Linked DNA regions of Mus musculus: region 2 is linked to region 1. The links are chromatin loops, found by intact Hi-C in ENCODE. Cell type or tissue: heart. All regions are shown on one strand. Links, peaks and the distances in the headings refer to the core of each region. The heading gives the core; the rest is flanking DNA. Region 1 holds the start of Mapkbp1 (mitogen-activated protein kinase binding protein 1). Region 2 holds the start of Jmjd7 (jumonji domain containing 7).

Evidence for each region. A loop is a pair of places that touch in the nucleus more often than their neighbours do. Peaks named below come from ENCODE experiments on the same cell type or tissue, not always from the same donor. Only the 100,000 strongest peaks of a DNase experiment are listed, where the experiment ranks them.
Region 2: a loop joins it to region 1, with 2.8 times the contacts of the local background. A loop is called at or near these places in 22 of 42 quality-filtered maps.

Annotation. Positions count from the first base shown.
Region 1 is chr2:119,967,675-119,973,048 of GRCm38, forward strand. It overlaps Mga (MAX gene associated), which reads left to right. Exons shown (of 24, transcript NM_013720.2): 24 at 1-1,907. It overlaps Mapkbp1 (mitogen-activated protein kinase binding protein 1), which reads left to right and starts at 5,025. Exons shown (of 30, transcript NM_011941.3): 1 at 5,025-5,374. In heart, for the core only: CTCF peaks have their summits at 3,075 (motif pointing right) and 4,816; a DNase peak (open chromatin) is centred at 4,707; H3K4me3 peaks cover 1,207 bases; H3K27ac peaks cover 882 bases.
Region 2 is chr2:120,024,218-120,029,591 of GRCm38, forward strand. It overlaps Mapkbp1 (mitogen-activated protein kinase binding protein 1), which reads left to right. Exons shown (of 30, transcript NM_011941.3): 29 at 301-386; 30 at 887-3,186. The coding sequence ends at 1,114. It overlaps Jmjd7 (jumonji domain containing 7), which reads left to right and starts at 3,266. Exons shown (of 8, transcript NM_001114637.1): 1 at 3,266-3,359. The coding sequence starts at 3,296. Gm28042 (predicted gene, 28042) reads left to right here and starts at 3,266. Exons shown (of 27, transcript NR_104353.1): 1 at 3,266-3,359. In heart, for the core only: a CTCF peak has its summit at 3,225; DNase peaks (open chromatin) are centred at 344, 3,284 and 3,959; H3K4me3 peaks cover 1,822 bases; H3K27ac peaks cover 2,417 bases.

The DNA of each region.
Region 1 (5,374 bases), core at 282-5,281:
AATAACAGAAGTTTGGCAGTTGAAAGGCAAGACATGTGAACCTGAAATAAACCAATTATACTAATTAAAGCAGAATTTGGTGTTGGGAGGTTTGTGCCTGGTTGAAGAATTCTTTATGCCCTCAGACATATTTGAGAGAGGGTTCCATTGAAGAGATCTTTTCTGAAGCTTCTTGACTGGAAAGCTTTCGATCTGTCATTTGGGAAGACCTTTGGTATTCTAGTCCTTGTAGCATGTCTCAATTGGAACTTCAAGATTATGTACAATTTGATGGCAAATATTTGCTGTTCCATAGTGAGAATAGTTTCATAATACCACTGTCTTTATCTGCTGCCTTGGGGAACAACAGGACAGAAACACAATCTTATGTCTGGAGACAATAGGTGTTCTTTTTAAATTTGTGTGTATATATTGGCTGTGTGTGCCTTGTTGTGTACATGGAGCTTACAGGACAACTTTGTGGAGTTACTTCTACTTCTCTCCTACCAGGGATCCAACTCACATTGTCAAGCAATCACAGCAAACACTTTAACTTACTTGAGCCATCTTGACAGCTTCATTGGTCTTCTTAAGACAAGATGTTAAGGGGTTTCATACTTAACAGAGTCTTCTTATGGAAGTCTTTTAAACATTGAACTGTCCTGACTTAAGGGAGTTGACAGATCAAGTTTAGTTAGTTGTATAAACTTCATTAAAAGTGTTTACCTTATATACTTTTATGATAAAAGTTTTTTGTGCCCCCAGAATTGTGGATAAAATTAATAGTAGGCCTTTTTTACAGTTTTGAAAATGTTTTGAACAGAAAAGACAGTAGACATCTATACATCCATTTACTTGTTTGTTTTTTGAGATGGTCTCACTATGCAACCTATGGCCTGGGATTCTGTGGAGACCAAACTGGCCTTGAACTCACCAAGATCCACCTCCCTCTGCCTGCAGGGATTGAAGGCATATGCCCATCTTTATATTTTTTTTTATAAAATTCCATACATTTTTCCTGACTGTACCAGTTATTTCTAGTGGAATTGTGTGATCAGTGCATCTTGAAGACAAGTCTGCAAAGTAGCAATGCCACTTGTCTCTAATAGAATTAAGCCATGGACAGTGTAGGCAGCTTGTTTTCAGGAACTTAAAGGCTTATATCCTTATTTCTTTTTCTTTTTTCTTTCTTTCTTTCTTTCTTTTTTTTTTTTTTTTTTTTGGTTTTTCGAGACAGGGTTTCTCTGTATATCCCTGGCTGTCCTGGAACTCACTCTGTAGACCAGGCTGGCCTCGAACTCAGAAGTCCGCCTGCCTCTGCCTCCCGAGTGCTGGGATTAAAGGCGTGCGCCACCACGCCCGGCTTAGATCCTTATTTCATGGAGAGTCACTGGTACTTAAAGGATCAGAATAAACTGTTTGCACAGAATTGTTGCTTTTGAAGAAAGCACTTTTAAGGGTCCTTTAATAACTTAATGTATCATTGCTAATTAAAAGTCCTTCCCTCCCAAGTGTGATGACTGAAGTTGAATTCTTAGAAACTATGAATGCCAGCTGTGTAATCTCAGCACTGGAAAGGAGCAGACAGGGAGGATTCTTGGTATTCTCTGGCCAGCTAGTCTAGCCTAATGGGTTAGCTCAGGCCAACAAGAGACCTGTCCCAACAACTTGGCGACATTCATTAGAATTCGCTAGAAGTGGTCCTCTAGTCTCCATACCCACATACAAGTGCAGATGCACCTGCATGTACACAGAAATTAACTCATTTATCAATGACTTTAGTACATAGAAAATTAAAGCTCGGGTTGGTAAGATGACTTGTAAAGGTGCTTGTCAACACTGATGACCAAAGTTCAATCCCCAGAAACCATATAGTAGGGAAAAAAAAAACTTGTACCATGGTAATATGTGTACAACCCCCCCGCCGCAAAAAAGCAAAAAAACTGACCAGAACCACATAGTTAGACCTTGTCTCAAGGAAAAAAGACTTGATTCTATGCCTTTAATTCCTGCATTGGGAAGAACAGAGGCAGGTAAGTTCAAAGGTGACCTGGTCTACATAGTTTGAGGCTAGCCAGAGCTTCATAGTGAAGCTAAGGTAGGTAGAATTATTGCCTATTTATGATGAAAGTGAGCTAAAATGCATCTTGGAAATAAAATTATTTTCCTATGTACAATTTTTAAAACTATAATTTTAGCATATTTTAAACTGCTTTACAGAGATGGTGTTAAATGACAGCTACGAAGATATGGGTTAGGAGGCTAAACCAAACAAGGTGGAAATTTTGAGACATCCTAAACTATTAAATTCTGTCACTATAAACTTATAAAATGGACTTCCCCCCCCCCCCCACCAATGGGAAATCGGCCTTGGAAGCATTGACTTGAAATCCATTTTGTTTCCAACTGCACTCATTGGTCTCAGCTGTCTCGCAGTGCCTTGCATGTATAGGTGCTCAATAAATATTTGAACTGATGAGCAAGTGTTTATTCTAACATGTTAGTTTCCCAGGATCTCTGCACCTTGTTTACCTAGGATGAATTTTAAAATCGAATCTAATAATTCTAAGCAAGACCACTATAGCATTTTTGAAGCATCTGGAATTTTTAGAATCTGATAAAAACCATGCATACTTGTTTGGACATACACAATCAGAATGCTGTGTTTGGTCAGCTGTGTTTGGAGAGCAGGATGATACATTTGGGAGTAAAGAGATTGCTTCTCTTCACATTGCACTTGGACACGTTTTGAGGAATCTATGAAGCACAACACTATTCCCATACTAGCATCTTTTTTTTTTTTTTTGACCTTAGCTTGAAAACACCCAATTTCAAGAGTTTTGTTCCCTCATTAAACTTTCTCAACTTCAATGAGTCTCACCTTTAGATATGGAAAGCAAGTGCTTAGAGTTGCCTGTGCAGATCAGACCAGATGAAAATATTTCAGGAATGAAGGTGTCTTTAAGGAGCTAAGCCATAATAGCTTTGGGCGAGAAAGGACGGACACTTTGCAAACCCATAAAAGTGAAACAGATTGCCCAAAGAAAATATGATAAACCCGGTCAGAGAAGAGCAGGACCTGTAGTACACAAATTAAAACACCAGGTGGTGGCATTTGTTAGCAATGTACAGCAGCTTTGTGAGTAGGTCAAATCGCAGATGATTAATGGTGCCGAGTTAATATAGTTAGAGGTGATCATTCTTGTCTTCGGGTCTAGGCGGTAAAATTGGAAGTACCATTTTAGTTTCCTAAAATCTATAATGTGTGGCTTTAGGCGTCCAGTTGCTGTTGACATTTGTATCCAATACGTAGCTATATAGTACACAGGTACCTTCCTGTTTGAACACAGATTGTGCAAGTACCACTAAACTTTTTTGTTTGTTTTTTGTTTTTTCGAGACAGGGTTTCTCTGTATATCCCTGGCTGTCCTGGAACTCACTTTGTAGACCAGGCTGGCCTCGAACTCAGAAATCCGCCTGCCTCTGCCTCCCAAGAGCTGGGATTAAAGGCATGTCCCACCACCGCCCGGCCACTAAACCATTTTTTAAGGATCCTTCCCTCTAACTACCATTTTCCTCAGCAGTTCCTACGGTCTGGAATGGGGGACATGTCAGTGTACTGTTCTAGTTGGGTACAGGCCTTTTGGCTTAAGCTAGCCTTTTCAGAAGGCAGTTTTATTTTATTTAAAGAAATTATGTGTTTGGGTGTTTTGCTTGGTGCCTATGATGGAGGCCAAAAGAGGGAGACAAATCCCTGGGAACTGTTGTGATATGCCATAAGGGTGCTGGTAAATTAAACCTGAGTCTTATGAAAAGAAGCCAGCGCTCTTAATCACCAATCCATCTGTCCAGCGCTCCCCAACCCCCAAGGTAATTTCTTGAAGTAGTAGCTAGATGAAAAATTCTAGCCAACTTACAAATCTATGAAGCATGAGTATGTGGTATTTCCCCTATCTCCATGAGCTAGAACAAAACAAAACAAACAAAACCTGATAGCAGCAAACTTTGACATCGGTGTCAGCCCTAGGGGTGTTTGCAATTTTTGAAAAGACAGAAAAGATCTGGAGTAGCAAAAATACTGTTAATGCTGTTAACAGTATTTCTTGTTAAATGCTATAAGGACGTTGGCAGCTAAGGAAATGATGGATTATATCATGGGTGCCTTTTCAGTTCACAACCTACCCTAAGGCTCTATTTTGAGGCTTGAGTCTTCCATCACTGATAGATTAAGTTCAAAAGTGTGTAAATTGAGTTACTCTGCGTGAGTCATTGTGTTAGGCTGGCCGGAATCAGAAACGATTCCAACTGCGTTAAATCCCAGCACTTGGAATGGAAAGGAGTTCTTTTGGCAGCATCCCAAACCCCCCCCCTCCTTTTTTTTTTTTTTTTTTTTTTTTTTTATGAGTTAGGAATTAAATTTCAGCCGTAATCTCCTAGGCCCACCAAATATCAATCTTAGGCCTGGAGGCGTGGTTATCAAAGTTCTCTAAGAGGACCATGCCTGATAATACCGTAAAAGGCCAGGTTCTCTCAATTCTAAAGCAATATTACATTGACCTTCCTTTAGGAGCGGTACCCACAATTATACTGTGCAGAATCCGAGACCTCTGCGTTCTTGGTTCATTCCTTGGTTCCGCCCCCATAGGCATCAGTCGTCCAATCGGGAACCAATCTGCCACAGACCGCACCCCCTTTACTAGGCCCCGCCCTCCCAGCGCAGCTCGGCCCAGGCTCTAGTTCGCGTTTTGAGCCGCTGGTGCCACCATAGCTACTGCTGCGGCTGCGGCAGCAGAGCTGAAGCCGTCGATCGCGATGCCGGAGGGCGCTGTGAGCTGGGCCCCAGCGAACGGGGGCGCTGACGAGTAGTAGGGTTTCTGAAGTAGGCAGTGGGTGTGGGGGGCTAAAACGGAGCTCCCAAGACTCGGGTGCGGGAGGGAGCTTCTCGCATCGGCTCGGGCCAGCGTGAGCCCGGCGGCCAGCTCGGTGCTTCGGCCCCTTGCCCAGTGGCTTCGGAGGCCTCCTCCCTTGGACACCTCAGTTACCATGGGAACACTTGGGCTGTAACCGGCGCCCGACTGGTCACTAGTTCATCCGATTCTTCAGTTAAACGCCTCTGGCAGGTGTGGGCCTGACATTTCTTCACTCCAGGGGTCGTCCTCCCCTTGTAAAAAAAAATCTAGCAGGCTAGGGTGGGGATGGGGAGTGGGAAAGCGCAGGGCAATGCCCAGAGTAAGAGTTGGTGACAAGCAGAAGACACCTACTGTGATGATAAGGTTGCTTCTGCCATCTCAGGCCAGTGAAAGTGCATATCCGAAGGCTGTGTTGAACGAGAAGGCAGTACCGCTGTTGAGACAAGTCCAAAGGCTAGGCCAGGGACTGTCCTTAGGGGCTCCTC
Region 2 (5,374 bases), core at 152-5,151, 56 kb after region 1:
TGTGCCTGGCCTTTGGTGTTTTTGTCCTGTCTGCTCCTGTCTTGGTCCATAAGTCACACCTCTGATGGTGAGACACTCTTGCCACCCTTCATAATCTCCCTGTGACCCAGTGAACCCTTTAGTCTGGATACTAGGGCTGGCTTTTCCTTCTAAACTTTGTGTGGTGTTGGGGAAGGTGTTGGAAGAAGGTGGGACAAGAGGCCAGGATTGTCGGCTGGTAGGGATTATAGCTCTGCTCTGAGAGCCCTGGGTTGGGATGCCTGAAAAAGCAGCAGGGCCTCACTGGTGTTTGTCCTTCAGAACTGGCCTTGAGTCTGCAACAGTGTGAACAGCTCGTGGCAGAGCTCCAGGGGAATGTACGCCAGGCAGTGGAGCTCTACCGAGCGGTGAGTATGGGGCAACCACTGTAGGCAACAACAGAGCTTCTTCTACACACTGGATGGAGAACTCAAGGGTATTCTGAGCATTGTAAAGGGGAGGGTCAGAAGCCAGGCCAGGCCTCTCAACCCCAGAATCTGTTGGTTATTTCTAGGCAAGAAACAGGGTCGTAGCGTAGAACACCATATTATTCAAGAAAATCCCAATTCATGGCTGTTATCTTTTTTTTTTATATCCCAAAATGGTTTGGGCACTTTAGATAGAAGAAACAATGTAACTGTCACATTTGAAAGAGTTGTTGGGAAAAGTTGTCAAGAAGTAGATGGTTCTAATAGTCTGGAGGGATCCTCATCTGGGCCACCCATCAGAGTGACTCTGGCCATCCTGATCTTGTGTGTAGAACTCCTAGGCAGTCCCTTCTACTGGGTGGGCAAGGCACTGGCAGAGCCCCTTTTCTATATTCCACTGTCTACTGCTCTCCAGCTCACTTTCAGTGTTCCTGTTGCAGGTGACCAGCTATAAGACACCTTCGGCAGAGCAAAGTCACATCACCCGTCTCCTGAGAGACACCTTCTCTTCGGTGCGACAGGAGCTCGAGGTTCTGGCTGGGGCGGTGCTGTCCAGCCCAGGTGGCAGCCCTGGGGCTGTGGGGGCTGAGCAGACGCAGGCCCTGTTGGAGCAATACTCCGAGCTACTGCTAAGAGCTGTGGAGCGGCGCATGGAGCGTAGACTCTGAGTTCCTGAAGCCTGTCCCAAGAGAAATGCTCTCCATTCCAAACTGTATCCCTGCTTCCACTCAAGAAAAGGTGGGAATGTCTGGAGTGGACAGCAGTGATCAGTGTTGAGAGGCAAAGCAGCCTTCCCAGCCGCCCTCATGGAGCCCCTGTATTTATTAATTTATTTCCCTGACTTTGCCTCACTTCCTTGGGACTCCTGCCTCTAAAGCCCAGCCTGGGGCTCACAGCAGGGCAAGTCTTGAGTCTACATCATCTTGGTGCTGTGAGGGGTAGGAGGGCAGCCTGCCTCCCCTGGGGACATCGGGAAGGGCTGGCCTTCTCTTCTTAGAAGCCATTTGAAGTTTCTGCAGGGATGAGCTCCCTGGGGCGGAGCATCCACAGGGTACTCTGGGATAGAGATGAAAGGTAATGTGGTATTTAGTGTCCTAAAGCCAACTGTAGACCTTTACCTCTACTCCCACACCAGCTGCACTCCCCTGCCTGCCAGAGCAGGGGTAGTTTCCCCCCAACTCCTGGCAGTGAGACAGCTGCCTGGCCTCCAGGGTATTCCCAGCCATTAGAAAACTTGAGTTGGTATCAGGAACTGAGCCCCCACATTCCAATCCCATGTTCCCTGCAAGAGAGCCCTAGTGTTTTTTCTGGCCCCATCCCTTTTCCCCCTTGTGGAGCTAGTTGTGGGATTTTTGCTGCAGGACAGTGAAACCCCTCTGCTGGGCAGACAGCAAAGCCTGGCCTACTTTCCTCAGCCCCTTAGGCTTCCTTGTTCTCTATCCCTGGTCCCCAGCAGACTGTTGAATCCCTGGGGACCACTTTCTCCCTACATCCTGGGCAATGCGCAATCAGAAACCTGTATTGGGAGTACCCTTATGGTTTACAGGGCACTGGCCCACCTTCCTAGAACCTTGGCCACACACACACACACACACACACACACACACACACACACACACACACACACACACACACACACACACACACACAAATCATATGCACAGTTGAGTGCTCATTTTAGAACACTTGCCTGGCTGGTATGCACCTGGTTTCCTCACATTTTTGCCTCAGCGTCACTAGCCTGGATTAATTGGAATTCTGATCCAGAAACACAAAAAGGGATGGGTACACTAAACACAAAAAGGGATGGATACACTAGACTGAAATTCTGGAGTTGTGGTGTCCACAGCCAGGCTGACCGGAGATGGCCTATGGGTCACCTGGCTCATGGAGGAGGCTCTTTTCAAAGGCAGTATTGAGTGCCCAGAAATACTGGACACTGGAGATTGTGGAATGAAGGCACTGGGCAAGAGACCACTGGAAAAGTAATAGCCGGACAGGTAGGTGGCAGAGGTAGGGATAGAGTTAAGGTAACGGTTAGAGAGTAGCAAAAAGAGAGAGAAGCTGTATGTTGGAAGAAGTGGTGAGGTGGTTGCAGAATTGGAGTGAGTATGTCTTTGGGCCTGGGCCCTCCTTTCCTCTGCATCAGGGAAGGCAGAGTAGTGACATTTCACCAGGTTTAGATAACACAAACCTGTCGAAACCTCAACGCCACTTCCCAGCTCTGAATGCAGAGGCTAGCAGGAAACTAGGTTTAATGGGTGCTTAGCTTTGTTGGTTCAACCTGAGTGTTGAGTATACCCAAACCATGTGAATACCCAAACCATGTGTTCCCATTTTTCTACCACACGCATAGTCAAACTCCTAGCCCAAAGAACCGAAGCCACTTGAGGTGGGCCCCTTGGCAGTGTGGGGGTTAGAAGTCGGCCCACTGCCCTGACCTCCACCAGGTTTTAGAGGTCTTTATGCCAGCCTGCCCTTCTAGAGAAAGCGCCACTACCCTGCATGGGTGGGGTCTTGTGGCCTGTGGCACTTTGTCCTCTTCTGCATGTCTGAGGCCACTGGCAATTGCTGCCCATGTCCAGATTTGTCCTATCCCAGTTTTGAAAGCCCCTTATTTATAACTTTTATACTGTGGCGCCTGTCTCCTCCCCGGCTGTACGGGGTGGGACTGTTTTAACGTTTCGTTTGTACGGATGTATGAAATTGTCAATAAACACAATCATTTGTTAACCTGCTAGCAAATTCTGAGAAGAGCGCCGCTTGTTGCACCTCCTAGAGGGCGGAAACGGGGGCGGGGCTGCGATCCTGGAGCGGAAATAGGGGCGGGTTCTTGTCCCGCGGCCGTCATGGCGGAGGCGGCTCTGGAGGCAGTTCGGAGGGCGTTGCAAGAGTTCCCGGCGGCGGCTCGCGGTGAGTGCACTCTCACAGGCAGCAGCGACCGCGCGAGGACAGCGCGGAGGGAGCCTGGGCACCCTGGAACTCAGTGTGCATGAGTGTCCGACCGGTGGCCACACAGTTTTGTGTGTACCCTTCTTTAGCTGGCGGACGGCTCCTTAGCTCAGGATCGCACGCCTGGCTGCCTTCGTGGGGTGCAGTTGTAGTTTTCAAGACCCAGCACAGCTCTGACGGTAGTCATGGTGCCATTCTCAAAGCCAGCGGGGTGCTGAGTCCCCGTGCGCTGCCATGCTATACTTTCACCTCAAACATCTCGGATGCTGGTGGGTTCTGAGGAGAGAAGCAGGCGACTTCCCTCGTTCATTCAGACTCCAAGCTTTGAGGATTGTAGGCAGCCGCCCAGTTGATCTTGTGTGTTTCCTTTCTTCTTCCTCTGGTCCTCACTACCCCATCATTAAACAAGCTGGAGAGATGGCTAAGTGGGTAGGTAAAGCTCTTAAGCACATGATGATCTGGGGTCACATCCCCAGCACTAACAGAAAACACTGGGTGTGGTGATGGTGGACTTCTGATGGGATTCCAGAGGTGGGAGGGAAAGGCAGGAGGACCCCAGGGGCTCCCTGGCCTGCCAGCTTAGCAACTGCTGAGCTCCAGGTTCAGTGACTTTGACTCAGAAAATAAAGTGGAGAATGGTATACACCTAATGTCAACGGCCTCCACACATGCATACACAGGCACACACCACACATGCGCACACCCACACACAGAGGGAGAGCAATTGATCAAGCACAATTTTGTCAATTTACCGGCTGTGTCACACACAGGTGGTTAGAGCAGTATTCTCAACCTATGAGGTCGAGACCCCAGAGCAGTCGCATGTCAGATATCCTGAACATCAGACATTTATCTTGTGACTCATAACTAGTAAAATCACAGTTATGAAGTAGCAACGAAATGATGTTACAGCCTAGGGTCACCACAACATGAGGAACTGTCTTAAAGGGTAGAGCATTAGGAAGCACTGCCCTGGAGGACGGTTGATGGGTCAGCTAAACCCTCAGAGCGGGTGTGCCTGCTATATCCAGGAAGCAGTGTGGACTGAGCTTGGAGCAGACTTTGTGTTTATGTTTATTTTTGTCAGTCAAATTCTTAACAGAATTGCTGGGTCAAAGGAATTGTTTGAAGTTCATTTTGAAGCTTTAGGGGAGAAAAACACCCACCCTCTAAAGGAAATGGTGAGCAAATAAAACCAGCATAATTATAGAAAACCCAAAGGCTGGAAAAGGGCAGGTTCAGGTCAGGTGATGGTGGCCCAGCACTCAGGAGTCAGAGGCAGGAGGATCTCTGTGGTTCCAGGCCAGCCTGGTCTGCAGAGTGAGTTCCAGGACAGCCAGGGCTACACAGAGAAACCCTGTCTCGAAAAACCAAAAAAAAAGAAACATGAAAAAAATACACAGGGTCAGGTAATGATAAATCTGTGGAGAAAAACTCGGCAAGGAGATAAAGATTGTTCCTAACAAGTGACAGTTTAAAAAGGGATGGTCAGGAAAAGAAGCCTGACATTGGACCCAGAGCACCAGAGGGAAAGCAAAGGTAGTTTTGAGAGACAACGGGTAGAATCAACAGGACTTAAAGACGCCCAGGCCCAGGGCCGGATTGGTATGGGGCAAAGCAACAGATACACACTCATACACACACAGGATGGCCTTGAGCTTGCTGATCTGATACTCCTGATGCCACCTTCCAGGTGATGGGTTTACAGATGTGAGCCTCCACATCAGTTTACACAGAGTCACTTAATGTCTCCATAGGTGTCACAGTGCATAAGTGTTGGCCCTAGATGGCCAAGCACGCTGCTGCTGGTCCGTGAGAGCAGAGCTCACTTCAGCCCCTACCTGTCTTCGAGTGTTGTCACTGGGCAGTTGCCTCCCTGCATAGACAGATGAGCCGTAAACTTGGTGAGATGGTGGTGGTGTCTTCTCAGCCACACTGGCCAGGCCCGGTGCTGGGTCCATTTCAGGCGTTCAGTG